Regions from separate parts of the Homo sapiens genome. Here regions 1 and 3 are each linked to region 2. The links are chromatin loops, found by intact Hi-C in ENCODE. Cell type or tissue: IMR-90. All regions are shown on one strand.

The links. Hi-C counts contacts between places; a loop is a spot of excess contacts. Peaks named below come from ENCODE experiments on the same cell type or tissue, not always from the same donor. Only the 100,000 strongest peaks of a DNase experiment are listed, where the experiment ranks them.
Region 1: a loop joins it to region 2, with 5 times the contacts of the local background. A loop is called at or near these places in 3 of 110 quality-filtered maps.
Region 3: it touches region 2 in a loop (2.8-fold over the local background); 3 of 110 quality-filtered maps call a loop at or near these places.

Annotation. Positions count from the first base shown.
Region 1 is chr3:191,135,363-191,143,362 of GRCh38, reverse strand. No RefSeq gene overlaps it. Among named protein-coding and RNA genes, the nearest start is that of OSTN, 60 kb to the left of the region's middle. In IMR-90, a CTCF peak has its summit at 6,810 (motif pointing left); a DNase peak (open chromatin) is centred at 1,452; H3K27ac peaks cover 143 bases.
Region 2 is chr3:191,065,524-191,073,523 of GRCh38, reverse strand. No RefSeq gene overlaps it. Among named protein-coding and RNA genes, the nearest start is that of OSTN, 130 kb to the left of the region's middle. In IMR-90, no CTCF peak of the experiment used is centred here; DNase peaks (open chromatin) are centred at 3,103, 4,373 and 6,683; H3K27ac peaks cover 457 bases.
Region 3 is chr3:191,385,266-191,393,265 of GRCh38, reverse strand. It overlaps CCDC50 (coiled-coil domain containing 50), which reads right to left. Exons shown (of 12, transcript NM_178335.3): 11 at 3,664-3,770; 12 at 1-1,525. The coding sequence ends at 1,506. Among named protein-coding and RNA genes, the nearest start is that of PYDC2-AS1, 36 kb to the left of the region's middle. In IMR-90, a CTCF peak has its summit at 4,241 (motif pointing right); no DNase peak of the experiment used is centred here; H3K27ac peaks cover 461 bases.

The DNA.
Region 1 (8,000 bases), 70 kb before region 2:
GTGCTTACAGGTCACTGGCTGATCTCTGAATCACTCCTTAAATCCAAATTTGAGATCCAGTACTCTTTGTCCTTCTTTAAATCTCCTCCAGGTTCACCCCTTCTCATTTAGTTTATTACAGAAAAAAGAGAGAGATTTTAGCTTATTTTCTGCCATCAAGAGAGGGTTCAACTGTTAACATTTCCTAGAAATGATTTGCCTTTATTCTGAATTAATAAGGCCTTGGTCCTTAGAAACACAACAGCTTGTATTTTTTCTATGGAGAAAAGGAAAGTATTTTGTTTCTTGAGCTCCTCCTTTTTAGTGTAAGATGGAGCTGAAATATATTGTTGAGAAGAAATTAAGAAGAAATTAGCAGCAATAAAGAACAGGAAAGGGATTTCCAGGCACAGGACATAATACCTGTAAAGACTGTAAGATAGAAAAAGAGTTGAGTAGATGAGAAGGAGAAAGAAATCTGTAATGTCTGGAACATAAAAAGTGAGAAGAAAGTTGGAAGGAAATAGGATTGGAGGAACAGTATAAGGATTGGCATTCATGGTGCTGTAGAATAGGGTAATGATTTACTTTTTTTTAGCCTAAATGAAATGAAAAGAATATTGATGGCTTCATGGATACAGATAGATCATTTATAATTTTAATAAATATCCCTAATGTAATGGAAAATTGATGAGGAGGATGAAACAGTAGAAGAGGAAAAAGATCTAAAGAGATTATTGTAGGAATCCTAGTGAAAAAGAATAGTGGCTCAGATTAAGGTGACAGCACAAGAGATGAAGAATAGTGTATATTTTACATATTTAAAACCAGTGGAGGTAAAATCAACAGGATCTGTTGGTGAATGGATATATTTTAGAAAACTTGATTGATGGTGCTGGGGATTATATTTGACGAGGACATTTAAATCTGAGATGCTCATGAGATATTTGCTTAGAGATTTTAAGATGATTACATATTTTATTCTTTTCTAAGTGTTACAGAATTGCCATAATGCAAAACTCTCAAAGAAAATCATTTTATCATTTTTATATCTTCAGAACTGAGCATGGTACATAGCTCATATTAGGTAATCAGTATATATTACTGTTTATTCTATGAACTGTTGAAGTATAGGATCCAGATCTGATTTCTTATTTAGAGAATACTAGTGAATATAACTAATGGTAATGGTATCTAAGAAAATTATAAATTTAGAGAATGGAAAGAAGAGAGATGAGAAATGAATTTGGTGAAGTAGTAATCTTTGATCTTGAAGGCCTCATACGTGACTTCTCAATGTTGGTGGTATTGTTACCTTAAATCCTTATACCCTTGACTATTGCTAACCTTGGAGTTAACTTAAATCTGCTAATTTGTATAAGGATTACATACTGAAGCCAGTCATCCTTAGGGGAAGTCGGGAAATCAAACAGTCACTTAGGAGCTATTTATAAGTGTTTGAGCCGAATGATATCCTGAATACATCGCAACATGACTTCCAGGATATGAGTAAGAAGGCTGACTCATTTAGTCATATTTGGGTGCCACTTACATTTTCTTATTTCATGCCATGTCCTGTGAGGCACTTAAATTTTTCAAGAGAAAAAAATAATTATTTCCCCTTATTTTAGAATCCTTTACAAATAACAACCCTAAAAGGAATTTATCACTATTATAGAGAAGAGACTGATCAGACGGTGGTAGAATCTTGGCCTGGGAAACTAAAACAAATGGCAATGACGCTAACATTGGTCTTACAGCTGGGTTTCTGACTTTAGTTATACGCAGGGTGATTGTACGCAAATTATTTTGCTTTTTTGAGTTTTAGTTATTATAGGTTTATGTGATACATGATATATATGTATATGTGTCTATAAGAATATATATGTAATGCATGTATATTTATTTTCTTAGTTTCTTAATAATGAATATATATGAATATATATGTATGTGTGTATATATATTCATTATTAAGACATTTTAGATTCCCAGATTATTTTGTTTTCTATGTCACTACTAGATTCCAAGTGACTAGACATTATTTTGAAATCTTATGTCCAGGGGATAGTAAAATTTATCTTATTATTCTTTCCTGGTTGAATAGGTGATAAGAGACAATAGAAAATTCGGGGTTTTTAATACCACATGTCATAGTCTAAATGTTTGTATCTTCTTCAAATTCATGTGATAAAACCCAGTCCCCAATGAGATAATACTAGAAGATAGGGCTTTGGCGGGTGAATAGATCATGAGGGCAGAATCGTCATGAATGGGATTTGTGCCCTTAAAAAAGAGACTCCAGGGAGCTAGCTAGTCCCTTTCACCATGTAAAGATGCAGCAAGAGGACATCCTTTATGAGGAATGGGCCCTCACCAGACACCAATATGCTGGTTTCTGGATATTGGACATTTCAGCCTCCAGAACTGTGAGAAATATGTCTTAATTGTTGATAAGCCACACAATTTTTGGCATTTTTGTTAAAGCAGTCAAAATGAACTAAAACACCACAATAATACAAATAGTTTATAGGGCAATATTAGAGAACCTGTCAAACCAAAGTGCTCATTTCAGATCTAATTCCAGTTTAAAAAACATGGGAAGTAGTGCTATTTCTTCCCATATTTCCGGGCCTATGATAAAAGTACCAATGTAGAGAACAGATTGTGGCACTCAAGAAATATTGCTCACATTTTAGGATTTTTAATGGGTAGTGCCCCTAATATTCAACACAGGATTACATTGTTCACACATTGGATGTTTATAAACAGGTAGTTAAGATAAAGATTGTGTTACAGATAAAGTTTTAGGAATTTAAAGAAATCATAAACCTCAAGTAAGCTATGTGACTTTTCCAAGTCTTTGAATCTCTGACACATATTTTGCCCATTTATAAAATGAGGAGATTAGATGATCATTAGATAATCTACAGAAAAGAGTGACATATTTTGCCTTTTTATAAAAAAATGGGGATTAGTTGATCATTAGATCATCTACAGAAAGGAGCGTAGTATGCATGCAAAGTGTTATACGAGAACTGAATTTGAGTTGCATCATTAATGATGAGGAGTAATGAAACCGATGAAAGGAAAAAGTAGTTTCACTAGGGGATATAAAAGAAGCAGAATGTCAAAGTGGATATAAGCACGGTGTTTGTAGAACAGTGAAAAGACTTCAACATGATTAATCATCAGGTTCCATGAGTTTGGTCAACAGTTGACACAGTTTCCTCTGAAATCTACACATATTTCACCCAAATCCCTTGACAATTTAATCCTTTACTGGTCTTGGATTAAATCCTAATTCCCACTGAAGACAAATTTCATTCAGATCTTTGCTGATCCTTGAAACACATCATTTTGGTGCTTTGCAAAGACGAAGACATTGAACAGCGGTTTTGTTTTGGTTTTGTAATATGACATTTGGTAACTTCACCACTTCTCACATCTGGTTCCAGTTTGAGATGAAACCACTTAAACCTCCATGCACCCACTGAAAGCTGTGGTTTTGTCACAACACTTTGTCACAAAAATTGTATAAACATATAAACAGGGAAATAGCATGCTGGCTTTGTTTTAAAGTTTTGACTTATTCCTCTGAATTCAAATGAAATATATTCAGTAAGAACTGAACACGAACAAAATTATGCTAATCAGACCAGCCAGCAATGTTCCATGCTGCCATTAAAAATCTGTTTATATGTACTAGCATTCAATATGATTGTTTACTTCAGAGATGTTAACATACTAGTGGTTTCACCACTTTCTCTTTTGAAAAACTAGATTTTACCTTTTATTCCTGAGTTGGAAACAAGAGGAATAGCCACTTTAGTTTTGGATATGTGTGTATTCATAGCTAGACTTTATTAATATCAATCACTTTAACATCTTCACCACCTCTGGCTCACTAAATTTATGTCCCATCTTGTCCCTCTCAAGCTTAGAGTCCATCCATGCATCATACTGGCCTTCTCATCCTACTAATCTTACAAAACTGAAGTTGATTAAACTCAGGGCTCCTCCTATGTTGACCTAAAGTCATGCTGGAGGAAAACATACACACATTACTTAATGATACCCCTTAAAATGCATGCCTACTAATCTCAAGTAGACATTTTGTTCTGAACCAGGATCCATTTAGGGAAAAGTACTTCGTTCTTTATCTTTCTCCTTTAGAGGACTCTTAAAACTTCTCTCTCCTCAAACTACCACAATCACTTCCTTCCCAGGCTAACTCTCAGCTAATAAAATTGCTTTCTCTTTCACTGAGAAGAAAAAAGGAAATGGAAAAGAATTTCTGCAAGTTTCCATTACCATATCTACTTACCTGTGAATGTTAATACAAATACATTCTGCTTTCCATCTTATAAGTATGAATAAACCATTAATGCATTAGATACCAACTTTTATACATAAGCTTTGCACTCAATACATCACTTCTGCAATTCTCCTTGTCTCATTTCTCTCAACTGGGCCATTGCCAACAGCCTACAATTATATTAACCTATCTCCTGTCTCAGACAAATCTTTTATTGTCCATTTCTTCTTTTCCAGCTACTCTCCCATTTCTTTGCCACTTGTTATGACCCCGAAGGAGTTAATCTTCACTAATTCTTCTCCAATTTTTCTTTCTTGGCCCTACTTTCCTGAACTTTTAACTTTTACCAGTCTATTCAGACTCCTCTTGTTAAGGTCACTAGTTACTTCTCCACTGCTAAATTTAATGATCACTTTTCAGTTCTCAAATTACTTAAGAGTATTTGTTATAGATGACCACTTTCTCTTTGCTTCACTTAGTGTTTGGGATTCTAATTCTTTTGACTCTCCTATTACTTCACTCTTTACTGGCATTTCTTTTCTCCTTTGCTCATTCTGTCTTTCTTTCTGAACTCTAAATTTTGCAGTGACACAGGGCTCAATTTTAGGCCGCCTTCTGTTCTCTACATAGACTTTCCCCATTGTTCATATCATCCAATGACAAGGCATTAAATAGCATGTATCTCCTGATGATTTTCCAATTTTTATTTTTAGCCCGGCCATTTTTCTTGAGCTCTAGCCTCACATATCACTCATATAATCCAGCTGCCTATTCAAAATCTCCACTTAGTTATAAATAGGCATCACAAACTTACTATGTCTTTTATGAACTGAATGTTGATGTCCCTTCAAAATTTATATGTTGAAATTCTAATCCCCAATTTCCTGGTGTTTGGAGATTGGGCCTTTTGTAGGTAAGTAGGGTTGGATTAGGTCATGAGAATAAGGCTGTCATGATAGGATTAATGCCCTTATTAAAAGATCAGACAAAGTTACCTTTTTCTCTGCTTTCAGCCACATGAGAATACAATAAAAATATTGCCATCTACAAACCAGGAAGAGTGGCCTAACCAGAAACTAAAGCCAATAGTTCCTTGATCTTGGACTTCCCAGCTTGTAGAACTGTGAAATGCAAATGTTTGTTGTTCAAGCCATCTGTGGTTAACTTATTTTAGGTGTCCAAACTGACTAAGACAATGTCTAAAACTGACATCTAGTTTGCCTAACAAATACTTGTTCTCCCTCATCCAAAAGAATAGCAAGTCTATTCTTCGAGTTACTTTGGCTACAAAACTTGGTGTCAATCTTATTCCTCTCTTGTGCATTATTTGATTCATTATGAAATCCAATCAGTTTAAAGTACATCCAGGATTTTAACCATTCTCATCACTTCCTCCATAAACTCCCAGCTCCAAGTCACCATTACCTCATACCTGGAAAACTTCAGTAGCCCACTATTTGGTCTTTCTGCTTTTGTCCTGGCCCCGATTTCTTTGACTCTTCTCGACACCATAGTCATAGTGTCCCTTGAAAATAAAAGTCAGCTATTTCTACTGTTTTGTTCATTATCGTCCAATGGCTTCCCATTTTGCTTTTTACCTACACGGTACTGAGTGTCTATATCTCCTCCTCCCACTCCACCTCTCTGACCTCATCTCCTGTTACTTGTCTGCTCCCTTCTAATATTTAAGTTATAAAAGTCTCTTTACACTTTTTTTTTGTTTTTGAGATGGAGTCTCGCTCTGTTGCCAGGCTGGAGTGCTGTGGCGCGATCTCGGCTCACTGCAACCTCTGCCTCCCGAGTAGCTGGGACTACAGACGTGCACCACCACGCCCGGCTAATTTTTTGTATGGGGTTTCACCATGTTAGCCAGGATAGTCTCGAATTCCTCACCTGGTGATCCGCCCGCTCCGGCCTCCCAAAGTGCTGGGATTACGGGTGTGAGCCACTGTGCCCGGCCGTAACATTCTCTTTACGCTTTTTTTTTTTTTTTTTTTTTTTTGAGACGGAGTTTCTCTCTTGTTGCCCAGGCTGGAGTGCAATGGCGCGATCTCGGCTCATCGCAACCTCCGCCTCCCAGGTTCAAGCGATTGTTCTGCCTCAGCCTCCCGAGTAGCTGGAATTACAGGCGTGTGTCACCACGCCCGGCTGATTTTGTATTTTTAGTAGAGACGGGGTTTCTCCATGTTGGTCAGGCTGGTCTCGAACTCCCGACCTCAGGTGATCCACCCGCCTCGGCCTCCAAAGTGCTGGGATTACAGGCGTGAGCCACCGCGCCCGGCCAACACTTTTTGTTGAACATTTCCGGTGTTTTCCCACTTTAGGGCATGCCCACCTACTGTTTCCTCTGCTTTGATGACCTTTCCCCGGATGTTCACACGAGTCCCTCTGTTATGTCCTTCAGGTCTCTTCTCTAATGCCACTTATTAGAGAGACCTTTATTGACCACCCTTCGTAAAAGTTTAACCACCTACAATATCACGCCCTTGTATTCTATACTCATTTGTTTATTATCTGTCTCCCCCTGCTGGACTGCTCCATTAAGAAGACAGATTTTAATTTCATTCAATACAGTTCACGAGCAGCTAGGATGGTTCTTCCCATAGTACTTGCTCAATAAATATTCACTGAGGGAATGAATACATTTTCTGTCACTACCTCACATATACGGACTGTATTATCAACACATGGATAAATGAAACTCCCTGTATTCCATAAAAGGCCTTACATTTTTCCTTCTGTCTTTATTTTTAGTACCCTACACTTTCCATTTCAACATGCTCAAATAATACCTATATTTCAAAGCTAAAATTACATGATATATCATATACAAAGATTTTACACAATGGAAGTTATATCCCTTCTTAGAATATCCATAATACTGAATAAATGTATGTACTTAGGGAATTTAGCACTTCCTTTTCTCTCACTCTATAAATTCTTAGAGGACAAACACCAAGTCTGTTCCTCTCTACCTTCTCCCTCAACTTCAGACTCTGGCATGTAGGAGTTCCTTAATCATTGCTTCTTGAATCAATATAAAAATAAAGTTTTGTTTCACTAACGTATGGTGAGGGTATACAGAAATCCTTATCATAGGCCGGGCGAGGTGGCTCACGCCTGCAATCTCAGCACTTTGGGAGGCCGAGGCGGGGGATCACGAGGTCAGGGGATCGAGACCATCCTGGCTAATGCGGTGAAACCCCATCTCTACTAAAAATACAAAAAATTAGCCTGGCATGGTGGCGGCGCCTGTAGTCCCAGCTGCTGGGGAGGCTAAGGCAGGAGAATGAGTGAACCCGGGAGGCGGAGGTTGCAGTCAGGCGAGATCACGCCACTGCACTCCAGCCTGGGCGACAGAGCCAGACTCCGTCTCAAAAAAAAAAAAAAAAAAAAAAAAATCCTTATCATGGCTTCAAATCAGTCTTTCTAGAATCCAAACTGTTTATGTACACTGTGCAAACTTAAATTATCTTCCTTACGTGATCTTACCAATTCTTACAATTTTATCTTGCAACACCCCCATTTTGGTCACCATGCCTCTGTTATACAGATCTTCTTGCTTTTTCTAGAATCCTCCAAGCTGGTTTCCACCTTGAGGTCTTTGTCTTTGCTACTTTACTGCTTGAATTTTTATATGTCTTGCTGTTTGTAAGTTGATAATTTAGGAATCAGGCCAAATATCACTTCCTTATTTTATCTCTCT
Region 2 (8,000 bases):
GAGGTCAGGAGTTCGAGACCAACATAGCAAAACCCCGTCTCTCCTGAAAATACAAAAATTAGCCTGGCTTGGTGACGCGCACCTGTAATCCCAGCTACTCGGAAGGCTGAGGTAGGAGAACCACTTGAACCCGAGAGGCAGACGTTGCAGCTAGCTGAGACCGTGCCACAGGAAAAAAAAAAAAAAAAAAGGCCTGTATCCCTTTATTCAGAGGAGAAGCTCTGACAGCAGATGTTGTCTCTTAGCATTGCTTTTTATAACCATTTAACTCCTTTAGGTCTAGAGCAGGGGATACATTGTACCTTGAGTAGGTTCAAGCAACCTTAAAGGTCATGTAAGGAGGTCAATTACTAAAGCAAACGAACTTTACTGTTATTTTAAAAGTAACAAGAAGACAGCATCCTGTGCCTGGCTCCAATGCTGATAAATTATGTAGTTATCAACAAGTACTTTAAATATATGGCCTTTTCTGTACCAATAAAATGAGGCAGCCGTACATTCTCTCTATTGTAAGAAATGTTCCTGGCCATACAAATATCTGGGTTCAAGTCAAAGGCATGACTGCATTGTGAAATCTTGGACAGTAATTATACATATACTCCTATTGAAACGAATTCCCAATTGCAAAATGCCACAATTCGATTAGTCTTTTTCAGGTGGAAGTTTCTATGGGACACTGACTTAGAAACGTGATGTTGTGAAGAACTATTGAAAAGCACATATGAAGGTACCGTAGTAACTAAACTAGAAGAATTGAAGCAAGCTCTACCAATTACTCTCTGTAAATTAACTTTATTTAATGTCATTCAAAAATAATTATATAGCATCCTTATTATTTCCCTTTAATAAATATTCATTGCCCTTGACCTCAAAAGGCCGACATAGTATGGAAAAGGAAAATAAACCTTACAGGAGTGAAATAACAGAATGCCATGAGAACCCAAGGGAGAGATGGATACAGTCTGCAGCTGTTTACCAATTATAGTGTGAAGTCATATATAGAAAGATATTTTCCATATTGTTCATTACGTTTCATGTCTGATAATTTCAGGATTAGCCACTTACTTAGTCCAAATCTGAATAGAAGGTTTATCATTTGAATGACAAAATCATATTTTGACCATTAACTTTTCTAATAGTAAATAGTATAGGAGAAGTTAGAAACTAGACTTAAACTTTAAACTTGGCTACACTAAAAAAGGACAATACCCAGTGCAGAGAAAAGAGTCCTGGGCTAAGAGTCAGAAAACTTGGATTTCACTCCATATCTGTCAAGAAGTAAGTCTTGGGCAAGTAACTCTCCAACTCTGGGAGGTCAGTAGTAGTTTATAATCTATAAAAAAGTTCTATAAGATTATTTGAAAGATGCCTTGAGTTCTACATCTATAAACTAACTTATAGGTTATTATATCCATGTTAATAGGCCGATACTCTAAATCAATATAATTTAATGTTTATAACAAGCAAATACAAGTCAACATGCTTAGTATTCTGAAAGTTTTACACAGAGATAATATTTTTACTTCTTCAGTGAGTAAGAGAATGTCATAAAAAGTTAAATCACGATAAATATCCATTATTCAATGTAAACTGAGGGTCATATATTTCTGGCAAGAAGAATTAGGAGGAACTCCTCCCTGTACAAACCCATCTGCATCACCATCTGTTTGGCGGGGGGAAAAAAAAAGCATTTCCTGAGAAGAAAAAGAGCCTGAATACTGACAATCTGAATGCTCAGACTAAACCTACATATTAAATACTTTCTGTGGTTTACCTAGCACCACTGAGTTTCAAGAATAATCAGACACACTGATACACAAGGACATCCCTGAAAAAGTACAAATACAAAGCGAAATGGTGGAACAGGGGGTAGCCCTAGAAATAAAGGTTAAGGAGGAGTGTTGGTTTTGAGTTTAGGGGAGTGCAAACACAGAAATAATTCCTGACTCAGACATACCTGCAGCATGTGTGTTTCCTGAGGAATAATGGTGTGTATTTAACCGGAAAGACCTATACCATTGAGAGATGTAACACATTAGTGCCCACTTGCTTGGGTTTTGCTGGGAGACATTCAGATAGACAAAGTGGTAAAATATTCTCCTCCTGTCACTAGAGCAACTTTAACTTCAGCAAATTGGTGAGTATTTGCACTGTGAAAGCAAGTACCATAAGCCAGCATGAGAGGCATTGCATACTTAGAGCTGTTGGAATTACGAATGGATACTAAATGATCTGTGTTGAACTGCTGAACTCATGATCATCATCAGAAGCGAGTTCCTAATTTATTAACTGGTAGCATTAACACTGAAAGATGACTAAGACTGATGGAATCAACACTGAGTTTCCTGAAACAAACACCAGGGAGAAATCTACTGAATACTGAAATTACAAGTAAAGCATGTGGAAACTCACAGTTATAAAATGGACATTAATACAAGTGGATGCATATTAGTACTAGCGAAGCATGATTCATTCAGGTTATACAGAATGAAGGGTAAATGTGAAATGGCAAGGAAAAAGTCTTGTGACTTTGATATCTCAGAAGAATTTAAGTGGATTTGGCATTGAGCCAAAGGTCCAGAGGAAGGGCAGGAAATTGACAGGCAGAAATGAAGAGGACACACGTGGTTGAAGGCTAAATAAGCAGAGTCAGGGAGATGAGAGGTAGAAAGCACATTTGGCAAAGTCTAGAAATAATTTTCATTGTCAAAGCTGATGAGTGGGGGGTGGTTTGGGGGAGTGGGTGACTGATGTCTAGTGGGTAGGGGCCAGGGATACTGCTAAACATCCTGTAATTCACAACATAGCTCCTCACAACAAATAATTATCTGGCAGGAAATACCGACAGAGCTGAAATTGAGAAACCTTGCTCTAATACAAACTCTTCTACTGACTTAGTATGCCAGTTCACCACTGGGAACGGTTTTAACCATCTAAATTTAACAACTTAACCATCACACTGCTACTTTATGCCAGAGCTCTCTGTGCTCTACCTGCCACCAGTGATGGAGTCATTGTTAGTTGTTGGGGGTTGGGTCATCCAGCATGATGATCCCATATCTATGTCTGCTCTCTCCAATCACTTCTGGCCCAACCGTTGCAGCTTGAGTTTACTGTGAAGCATACTCTGACTCAGAGATTAGTGTGAAGGAAATTTGTTAAGGAACGTTCTTGTGGTCAACCCTGTAGAAGGAAAGTAAGAAATCAGGATTATGCAGAGAAAGAAACTGAAATTCTGATATAGTTACAACAGAGGCCTCAACCAAACTACATGAAGTTCTGAAATGGAGACAATAGTTCATAGATGTCCTGAGATGGGGTGATAGGACAGAAAGAATCTTTATACTCGTGTATCAATTAGTTATTGGAAACAGGCTGTAGGAAGAAAGTTGCATGACCTTGTATGAGGTGACTCTCTTCAGCCTAGGCAACTTTTTAAATGTGCTGGAAGCTGGAAAATTTCTTCTGACAGTATTTCCAGGAGCTGAAGTAAGTTAATTATCTTGAAGGGAGATATGACTGTGAATTACTGCATCTACCTCATTGCCTTAGGTACTTTAGTAAATAATTACAATCTTTTCCTATACATTTGTTTAAAGGCAAATGAAAATATTATAATAGCAATTCTAATGATGCTCTGACAATTCATTGCCTACTTTCCTCATCTCCTTTTTCTTCCCTTAAATGTGTATGTCATCTAATAATTGCATGAAATCCATTCTTCTTTTTCTTCTTCAGGAGGGAGGTGGAATCATCTGAAAATTCTATGTGCTGATCAATCTCAAATTTCCATCTTTAAATACTTTCCCACATATTTAACTGCACTGAATCTTATTATACTGGTGGAGAGAGAGAAAAAACAACAACAACAACAGCAACAAAGAAAAAACAACCCCTGACATTGAAATGCTGACTTGGCACTCTCAGCTAGCGATATAATTCTCCTATTAAACATAAACAATTTTACAACATACTAATTCCAGAGAAAGGGTACATTGAGGCCATGATAAGATGAGAAAAAGCAAGGCTACTTACGTCATCATTTTGTCTAAGCACAGACAAAAACAAGATCACTGTAATATCTATCAAAAACTCAACTCCTCCTTTCTTGTCCTAAAGAAATAACCTCTATTTTTTACCAAGGATAATTTTATCATCATTCTGGTCTTCTCTCTCTGTCTCTCTCTCTCTCTCTATACATATATCAGATTTGTTAAGATGCGCAATCACAGAATTACCCTGCTTTCTGAAATTCCCACTTCCTTTCACCTTCTCCTAAACTCTCTTTCAAAACAAAGTCTAAACCCTATATTAAGTTCTTTCTACCACCGTCTCATGGAGACACACCATGATTCCCCATGAGACACGTCATGATTTCCCATTGCAATGAGTAATAAAACTAGTTTGTTCAATATAGATATGCTTCTGGTGTTTTTCTGGCTGAAAACATTGACAATAGACAGTTTGCTTACACTCACTGATGCTGAAAGCTTAACTGATATGATCCCTTAAAAGGACTGGACTTTTGCAGGAGAGAAAAGCCACTGAAATTAGATTCTGATAATTTGGCTGGACATCGTTTGTTTAGTTTTTATAGCTGTGATCATTCTGGCAAAATACTAGTTTTCTCTAATTGTTGGTTTCTTAATCTATTTGAAGGAATATTATTATATGGCGAGTTATTAATGTGGTTAATCCAGGCATTAACAAATATTTAACTCATGTCACCTTATGTAAGATTCTGTGCCCAATATTTGAGATAAAATGGAGAGCAAAGCAGACATGGACTTGCCCTCACAAAGATTAAAATCTAATGAAGGAGACAAATATTACTGAAATAACTGCCAAAAGCACGTGCAAAATTACAACCGTGGTAAGTGAAGCAAAGGCTAAAGCATGATTAAAGCATCTAATAGATAAATCCAACCTGGTTATAAAAAGAAAAAAACCTGAGCTGATGATATCTTATGGAAAATTAAAAATTAACTGGTGACATGAAGTAGTGGAGAAGACCATACTACACAGATAATAATGTGCAGAGGTTTATGCTGAGAGGACTCTGAGAAAGGATAAACATGCCACTGTTGCCCAAGTTGAGAGAGCAAGGGGGTAGGATCCAAGATAATGTCTAAAGGACAGGCAGGCAGGGACTGATTACATAGGCCATGTTAAAAATGTTGGCCTGTATCCTACCAGCTAATTCCTAGGAGCCTCTGGGTATTCTGGGTAAATTGCAGGACTCAACGAATAGTTGTTCCATTCTATTTGTATGTCATCTATGCTTTTCAATTCCATTTAAAACTGATAAAACTCATTCTTCTGAACTGGAATTGATGCAGCAGAGTTGGTCAGACAGCAAAGACAATTTCTGAGGACACTGCTTGATAATGTTTTCTGTGTCTTTAGGAAAAGCCTCTGTCTTGTAAAGGCATCTTAGTTCTGTCCACTCAGAAGACTCAGTAGCTATTGTATACGTATGTTCAAAAGGAATCATTTTTTCTATCCATTCACATTAATGAATTTAGAATAGTAAATGGACTTAAAAACTTTAGGGAGTCTTTGGACAATTTTATCTTTTACCATCCTACTCCAAATTTTATATTTGGGAAATTCAACCTGAATAATGAATATGTAGGGCAAAAACCAGGTTAGGATTTGGCCACTAATTCCCTTCTGAAAAGAAATGCATTGAAATTTAAGGAGTATATCAGGTGCTGCTCTACCCTAGTAGTTGGACAGGTATCTAACATGAAGCCTTGGAAATCAGTGCCATATAAAATGCCTGAATACAATTTAACAAATGAAACAGCAAATTAAATTAATAATAACAGAGAGAAGGCTCTTCATATAGACAGCAAGGGTGTGACTGGCATTTTTACCATATTCTTTCCCTTCTATCTTGATTAATTTTTCTTTTGCTGAGAAAAATTTTGTAATTCACATGGAGTCTTATGTTGTTTTTCACAACAAATTCTGCCCAATACAGTAATGTGACATTATTTTTTCCAGAACAGCAGAAGGTAGCTTAGATGTCTTATTCTCAATTTTCACAGTTTGTTTTCTCAGGATCGTAAATGTATTTTGCATATGAGAAAGATTTAAATGCTAGAGTTGGCTGTTCTTATTATTTCGTTGAAAACAAAAGAACGTTTGGATGTTCTATGTTTTTCCAACTTTACAGCTGTTTGCCCTCCTTTTGTTTGGGTCATTTCTTATAAACTCATCAAAATAGGGAAGAGGTAATTATTAAAAATGATTCCCCCATATATTTTAAGATAATCAATAAATCGGTTTTTTATCCACAATGTGTCTTGGTAATTCTGAAGGCTGTGTAGTTGGAGCTATCTAGGTGGGTTAGTGCTTCCTAAATCTGGTGACATTAACTGAGTTGAGGTCTAGAATTTTTCAAGCTGCAAAAGTGATTTAGATATATAGCAAGTCATTAGAACCAACAGACCAGAAGATCAAGTTACTTTCCAATTCTGAAATTGTATGATTCTAAACTATCAGCCTATGGCAGGGTTCATTTTAAGATGTCAAATTTTACTGTGATGTTCTGGTTTTGAGTTCCCTTTCATGGGAGAGTGCATGGTTTCCCAGGCGTTACAATGTTTTAACACAGGTACCTCAAAGAACATCTTGTTAAGAAAGTTTTAAAATGACTAACAGGAAAACTGTGCTGAGTTTATTAGTCACTGTGCCTTGTAAACACTATAATGATTCATTCTAGTGAATAATTCCAAGGTTTAAACTCCTGGTATTCCAGGAGTTGTAGGTATGAGTTGGAGATGGGATAACCTAAAAAGAAAGGCAAAATTATAATTTTCACAATTTGGGGTTATAAAGTACTCTGATCTCTCAGTCTAGCCACTATAAATCTACCTTTGCTTGGATTTAATTGATTACTTCATAATGGTTATCTTAACCATACTAAAACCTGTGAAATCAGACATCTTAAAACGTGTTCCAAGAAACATTTCAATTCAGTCTGAAAACCATCTCAAATAGTCTCAGAGATGTGATTTCTACTCAGAACCTTGGCCTACCACTGCCCATACTCCTCCTCTGACACACTTACAATATTGCATTGCTTTGGTAGGGTGCTAGTGTGCATGATTTGTCTTTCTTTTACAGAGTCAGTTTTTTAAATGCTTGCATTGTTCCTTTTTTGTTTTTTGTTTGATCTCTACATTCAATTAAATTAAACCAGAAACCAGGTTCTCATCTGAGCATCTGAGTTCTGTGAATAATTTCCTATGAGGCTCTCAGAAATTAATACTTTAGTCAAAGCTTTTCTTTGCAAGCAACAAAATTATATATGACTAATTTAATCTGAGAAAGGATATGAAAACAAGGATATTCTATATCTCCAAGAAGACACAAGATCTAATGTTAGAGCCTATGAAGCCAAAACAAGCCTGAAACCATATCACAGAATGATTCTCATGATAATACTAGGATTGTACCATTAATGCCATCCATACTGGACACTGGGTTTACTGTTACCTGAAAGCCTCCCTTGCCAGCATGATTTTCTTCTCTCTTCTACATAGCTAGTTCCTGAATCCACACTTGAAACAATATACAAGTTTATGTGCCTATACTTTCATCCGTTTAAGAAAGGAGGACAAGGAAATCAGTATTTGGATTTTTTCTTTTTGCTTCCCTTTATAAGGGGAAAGATTCCCTAGATATAGAAAAGAAGATGTGATTTTGGGTAGAAAATAGTCTACTCTAGACATCTTCTTTATTGTTCAAATTCAACATATAACCTTCGGAAACAGTAAAATTATTTCCCTAGCTATCATAAGGCAGCTATATCTTATGCAACAAACGATACACTTCTGCTCTATCAGCTAAATTCTATTTCAGTCAGGACGCTTTTGTCTGTGAATGACAAAGAACTCAACTCCATTGGCATGAGACAAATGAATTTATATTCTTACGTAACAACACACATAGAGATAAAGCTGTTTGTTAATTTAGTAGCTCAGTGAGGC
Region 3 (8,000 bases), 320 kb before region 2:
GATATATATATGTGTACATGGGGGGGAGACAGAGAGAGGGAGAACAAGTGAGCTTGATTGCCATTTGTCAACTAAGTAGTATGGGAAAATAAGGGAAAATAAATATTGCAGTAAGGTTAGCAGCTACACAAAGACTAAATTTCTTGAAGAGGTGCTTAAAGGTCTTGTACAGAGGAATACAATCCCTTGCACAAAGGAATACAAATGTTTAAAACCAAATACTTGGCTGGCTGGACATGGTGGCTTAAGCCTGTAATCCCAGCACCTTGGGAGGCCAAGGCAGGTGGATCACTTGAGGTCAGGGGTTCGAGACCAGCCTGGCCAACATGGTGAAACCCGCTCTTTACTAAAAATACAAAAATTAGCCGGGTGTGGTGACACATGCCTGTAATTCCAGCTACTTGGGAGGCTGAGGCAGGGGAATTGCTCCAGCCCAGGTGGCGGAGGTTGCAGTGAGCCAAGATTGCACCACTGCACTCCAGCCTGTGTGACAGGGCGAGACTCCAACTCAAAAAACAAAACAAAACAAAACAAAAACCAAATACTTGGATAGATGACCACTTCATCAAATTCAACTTCATGTTGAATTAATTTAATTACTGGCATGTAAACCAAACATTATTGAGAGGTTATCAACAAATACTGCTCTGACTTGAAGCAAGAGAAAAGCCTCAGTCTACAGCCAGAGAGAAGGATGGCATCATTACTTATGCAATCATCTTTCAATTCCATTTCCTTGGCTCTACAAGTAAATGAAAAAGAAGAGATGGAATACAAAGTTTTTCATATATATGAGTTAAAATTTCAGAGAACTAAATTTTTGTCAATAAATACTAATAAATGTTCCATTGCCCAGGAGCTTAGGAAAGCCTTGCTACTGAGGCAAAAGCAGAGGAAGTGTTAAAGAATGCTATCTAGGCCAATCTCCCCAGGAGGGCTGAGAAATGCAAAACCTCTACAGTCCATCTAGTCAGAATAACATATTTCAATTGCTCCAAGTGTTTCTTTTTTTAAAATACTTTATGGTTGTGCTTTTCTTAAAGAATACAAAAAGCAAAGGCTCTGTCCTTCAAAATATCATACATTAATGCAACAAAAAGCTATTTCTTATATTCTTTTATTCTGCGTTGCATCCAAACATTGTTTCACTTTGATCATTCATCTCCATAAAATTTGAATTGCTAAATAAGGCCTACTCCCTAGATACCAAACTCCATACCTAACAAAATGGCAGTTTACAAAGGTCTTAGATACTATATCCCAAGAAGTATATGCAGCATAGAGGTGGCCAATATTCAGAAGCTACATTTTCTTATACTGCCCAAGTGATCATGAATAACCAAAACATTTGAAATGAATTAAAATTACTTATGGTCAGAAATGCACTTGAGGATAAATCCCAGGAATGCAAACACAGGAGAAAAAAAGTAAGTGTAGAATTCATTCTGTATCACCCAGTAATATTTGCTATAGTGAGTCCATTTTCAAGGCAGATTCCTAGGTTTTTAATGTTTGTAATGAAAACCTGGGGAGGGGAAGAAAAAAGGAAACACAATTAAGGAAAAACCTTTGAAACTCAAACAGCTTTTTCTCCCTGCCCAAGTAAAATAACTTTATTTCTATACATTTCTAATAGTACTTTATTCTTGATTGTGACATATATACAGAATCAATGTGTTAGTTTAGTATTATGCATCAAATGTATGTCAAAGACAGTAAGGTACTCCCCAAAAGGTGATACATGTAGTTTGAGAAAGAAAAATATGAGCTACTTCGTTAAATCGGGAACAGTGAAAATGCCACCAACTGATGGAAGTTGAGGTGGGATGTGTTGATGAAGATGTTTATAATGTCCAACTAACCTTACTTTTAAAATAATGCCTTTTGTCTTTTTCTCAGTATTGGATGTGAGTCAGAATGTGGGGGTGGGGGAGCTTCTTAAAAATGCAAATGCTTGACAACCCCCATCCAGAGATTCTGATTGAAGTAGTCTAGAGTGTCATTTTTGCGATGGTATTTTTAAATGACAGCAGAAAATGTTATTTAAAGATATTTGGGGACATTATTATTGACTTGGAAATGAATAACAATATCACCTAAGTCTTCAAAAATCATAACAAATAAACAGCATCAATTAATGAGATATAATATATTTGCAAAGTCTACTGCACTGTGCAAAATTCTTTCACATATTTAATCTTTTATGATCCTGACAACTCTGACACTTTCTATTTAGACTGCCTCCATTTTGCAGATGAGGAAGTTAATATGAGAAACTACCTTTTCACCATTTCATTTTACAGCTCTCATAAAAATGTACATAAGTGAACGCAGATCCTTGCAAGAGCAAATACGTTCCTCTGTCAGAGGCGTTTGAACCAGAGAGACTCCATCTTTAATAGGGGCTGGATAAAATAAGCCTGAGACCTACTGGACTCCATTCCCAGGAGGTTAGGCATTCTAGGTCACTGGATGAGATAAGGGGTTGGCACAACACACAGGTCATGAAGACCTTGCTGATAAAACAGGCTTTGGTAAAGAACCTGGCCAAAACCAAGAGGGTGACAAATCTGAACTCTGGTTGTCCTCACTGCTCATTATATGCTAACTATAATGCATTAGCATGCTAAAAGACACTCCCACCAGAGCCATGACAGGTTACAGATGCCATGGGAACATCAGAAGTTACCCTATAAGGTCTATAAAGGGGAGGAACCCTCAGTTCCAGGATTTGCCCACCCCTTTCCCAGAAAACTCATGAATAATATACCCCTTGTATTAATCAGCATATAATCAAATAACCATAAAAATGGGCAACCAGCAGCCCACACTGCTGAGCAGCCATTCTTTATTCGAACCTTCTTCTTGGAGTCTGAATCGGGACCCTTTTCTGGAAACAAATTTTAAAGGTTTCGTCCAATTGAGGTATCCCTATTTTTTCTTTATGCTTTGTTCCATTTTTCTTTTGCATAACAGTTATGTGGGAGGTGTGCATGCATATTTTAAATCTAATTAATAAGAGTCATGGGCAGATAGGAAACAAGAGCCACTACAGAAAATGCAGTCCTACAGATCTAAATGGAGGTCACCACCACCTTTTAAGAATCTGATGAAAGAGCTGGGTGCGGTGGCTCATGCCTATAATCCCAGCACTTTGGGAGGCAGAGGCAGAGGGATTACTTGAGTCCAGCCTGGGGTGACATGGTAAAACCTCATCTCTACAAAAAAAATACAGAAATTAGCCAAGTGTGGTGGCACATGTCTGTAATCCCAGCTACTTGGGAGGCTGAGATGGAAGGATCACTTGAACCCAGGTGGTGGAGGCTGTAGAGAGCCAAGATCATGCCACTGCATTCCAGCCTGGGCAACACAGTGAGACTCCGACTCAAAAAAAAAAAAAAAAAAAAAAAAAGTGAATTTGATGAAAGCGTTGTGCTCCCTCTCGAGGAAAATGCAAATACACAGAATATCTTACATAAAATTTAGGGTGTTCTGTTTTCTGTTTTGTTACTGTTTTAATAAATGAGGAGTTCTATAACAATGTGCTGACAGAATAACTTATTTTTCCACTCTAGTGGAACACAGAATTTGATTTTTCCACTACAACACGAGGCTTATATAAAAAAAGAAGATCCTAAACTTGACCATACATACTCTTCTTACCTTTATGAGAGGACTCTGATTTTGAGAAATGCCGTGTGGAACTCTGCTGGTTTGTAAAATGAGTGTAATCCGCATCTTCACCATCTGTCATGATAGGTGGTGGTGGCCTAAAAGGAATCCAGAATTTAAAGGGGCATTCTAAGTAACGCTTACTACAACTCCACCCCTCTTACTGGATTGCAAGCTAAAAACATTTTCTTGTGAAATGAAAAGCCAAAATGCTTCAGAATTCACACTGTAGTTCCTGGACAGTTGCATGGCCTTGAATAAATTATTTATCTTCCCGTTCCTTTGTTTTGATGTCATAATTCAATACAAACAATTATCTCCTCAACAACTAATACATGTTAGGAACTGGGCTAAATAAACAAAGATTAGTGAGATGTGACTGCTGCCATTTATAAGAAATAAACTTTGTTTTGGTAGGTCTTACCAAGTCAAAGAAAAAATAACAGAATAAAGAACAGAAAAGAAGAAAATAATAAAGCCAAGGAAGAAAGGAAAGGAAAAAAAGAAAAAAGGAAGGGTAAGAGACAGAAAGGAGGGAGGAAACAGAAACAAAATTTCATGAGCAAAGTTCCTTTATCCACTAGGTGGCAAAACAGATCTTAATACATTTGCAAATTCTATGTAATACATTCGCAACTTTTTATGTCAAAAAATGTAAAAAAAAAAAAAAAGATATAATTTTTACTACTCTAAACTTTTTATTAAAATTACTTAACATAGATTTATGCAAACATGTAGCACTGAAGCAGAAAACCTCTCATTCTTTATCTCCCAAAGGTATACTCAAAGTTTGCACTAAAGGATAGCACCAGATTATCAAATTTATCAATATATCAAAGATTTATCAAATATAACCATACTGTAGGCCATTTTGTACATTTATATGTAAAATCTAGAAGGCATAAGTATTCTGAAGTTTGTAAAGTTATAGTTGGTTTGGTACAATGGGCTCTGTCATGTAAAAATAAAAGCAAGTGTTTCCAAATTTTTTATCTTGTCGCCATGCAATAAATCTTTCCCTGGGTATTCAGCATCCCGAAGAGGTCAGCATGGGATATAAACTGGCATATGTGCTGAGGACCATGCTACAGGTTCTACACAGATTATCTCAATTAACTTTCAGGACAAGTCTGTATGCTAATGCTAACTATCATATACATATTTGAGTCAGATTAGGTTAGATGAGGTAAATAATCTGTCCATTTTCACACAGCTGTTAAGTGGCAGACCCAGGGCTCAAACTCAACTGGATTTCAAAACCAGTGTTCTTAACTACTCTACTACATAGGTGTGTATTTTTATCAGGAGCAGCATCATCTGTATAAAAGACTATATGTATATATGTGTGTTTATATATATGCATTTGTATATTTTCAGAAGTATACTTTCATATGTTATTGTACTTATACTTTCAAATATCATTTCATGCATCTGTTTTATATATATATATATAAAAGTAATGGAAACATAGTGAATAATGCATTTTTTCTAATTTTTATTTTTAAATCATTTGTTTACCAATATTGGAAATTAAATAGTATTTTTCTCCAATACCTGATATTTTTAACACTTATCTTTAATAAACAATGTAAGACTTGGTAGAAAAATTAAGACAAATCAGTCTGACTCTAGGATTAAAGAACTTAGCTTCAAAAAGCAAACAAGTGGCTTAAGAAGTGACTCAGGCCCAAGAAAACAGGGTTAGTAGTTAGAATGACCCAGTCTGTTCTTCTCTCTTTTATTAATGTCATTAGGCAGTCAAAAATCAGAAAGACAGACGTTGAGTGGAACTCACAAAAACAATCCATGATTAGTGCCTCACCATCAACTCATCAAGGAAAAGTATGCTAAAGTTATGAAACAAAGCACAGGATGCCCACAAGTTTTCTAGCATGTCCATGTAAGGATAAACAAATCAATCTAGAATGCTCTTAAGGGTACTGTTCTAGAATGCTCTTAAGAGTACTTCTTAAGTACTTCTTAAGAGTACTTCTTAAGAGCAATCTAGAATGCTCTTAAGAGTACTTCAGTGCTCTTAAGGGTACTGTTCTGTTTAGTTTCAGGTTACATAGAGAACAAATCTTGGCTTACTGCTGCCAAGAGTCCTACACCAAATTATTTTGTTATACCTGAGACAATTGTTTTAAAGTTACAGCATATATATCCAAGTTAGAAAAATCTTATTAACTAACTTTGTTGTACAGTTTTATTGTATTAAGACTGCCTGTTTCCTACCGTTCTCATGAAATCATTTACATCTTTAATTTAGTGATACAGCCAAACACCTTTCATAATTCACTTCAAAATTCACTTCTTTAAGAAACCCTCCTAGACACTTAAACCAGGATGTCTCCCTATGTTCTTATCATCCTGTACTTTTCATCCATAGCACTTAACACAATCATAACAGTTATTTGGATAATTATTTGTTTAGATTATAAACTCATGAGAACATGACAGAGTTCATTCTTGTTGACTGATGTGTACCCCAATTATGTGTGAGCAATTAATAGGGTGCTCAATAAATACTTGATAAATGAATAAATGGAGACAACTGTATTTCACATTAATAAGAATGCACAAGGAATAAAATGAGATTTAGAAAATATTTAATTTTCCTATGAAAAAATGCAAGTAGAATAACAAATAATATTAAAAGTATAAAATCCTGTAGTTAAAACAATTTGGAACATGGGTTGAAATTTTTTCCAGTTACAAGAGTTAGAATTCAGATTGCTAAGTGATCCTCTATTTCCTTAAAAACAGTAGAAAACTTCTTTCAACAGTGTTTTGCAGTTCTCCTCATAGAGATCTTTCACCTCCTTGGTTAGAAGTATTCCTAAGTATTTTGTGTGTGTGGTTATCGTAGATGGGATTGAGTTCTTGATTTGATTCTCAGCTTGAAGCTTACTGGAATATAGAAATGCTACTGATTTTTGTACATGGATTTTGTTTCCTGAGACTATGCTTAAGTTGTTTATCAAGTCTAGGAGATCATAGATGACACAAATAAATGGAAAAGCACTCTATGCTCATGGGTTGGAAGAATCTATATTATTAAACTGTCCAGGTCAGGCGCGGTGGCTCACGCCTGTAATCGCAGCACTTTGAGAGGCCGAGGCGGGCAGATCACCTGAGGTCAGGAATTCAAGACCAGCTTTGCCAAGATGGTGAAACCCCATGTCTACTAAGTATACAAAAATTAGCTGGGCGTGGTGGTGGGTGCCTGTAATCCCAGTTACTTGGGAGGCTGAGGCAGAAGAATCGCTTGAACCCAGGAGGCAGAGGTTGCAGTGAGCCCAGGTCGTGCCACTGCACTCCAGCCTGGGTGGCAGAGTGAGACTCCGTCTCAAAAAAAAAAAAAAAAAAAAAAAAAATGCCCATACTAAACAAAGCAATCCACAGATGCAACAACTTCTTATCAAATTACCAACGTCACTTTTTGCAGATTTAAAAGAAACTATTTAATTCACATGGAACCAAAAAAAGAGCCACATAGCCGAGGCAATCCTAAGCAATAAGAACAAAGGGAGGCATGACATTACCAGACTTCAAACTATACAAGGCTACAGTAACCAAAAAAGCATGGTATTGGTACAAAACCTGACACACAGACCAATGTAACAGAGTACAGATCCCTTGAAATAAAGCTGCACACCTATAACAAAGGGATTTTTGACAAAGTTGACAAAAATAAACAATAGGGAAAGGACACCTTATTCAAAAAATGGTGCTGGGAAAACTGGCTGACCATATGCAGAAGAATGAAACTGGACCCATACCTCTCACCATATACAAAAAATTCAAGACCTTAAACTATAAAAATTTTAGAAGAAAACCTAGGAAAGACTATTCTCAACACTGGCCAAGGCAAATAATTTAAGAAGACCCCCAAAACAAATAAACAAATATAACAAAATCAAAAACAGACAAATAGGACTTAATGTAACTAAAGATTTCTGCAAAGCAAAAGAAACTACAGAGTAAAGAGACAACCTACAGAATGGGAGAAAATATTTGCAAATTATGCATCCAACAAAGGATTAATATCTGGACTCTTTAGGGAAGTTAAACAAATGAACAAGGAAAAAACAACCCTATTAAAAAGTGAGCAAAAATATGAACAGACACTTCTCAAAAGAAATACAAGCAGCCAAAAAACATGAAAAATGCTCAACATAACTAATTATCAGAGACGCAAATCAAAACCACAATGAGATACTATCTGACAACAATTAGAATGGCTATGAAAAAGTCAAACAATAACAGATGTTAGCATGGATGCAGAGAAAGGGGAACACCACTTTTACACTGTTGATGGGAATTCA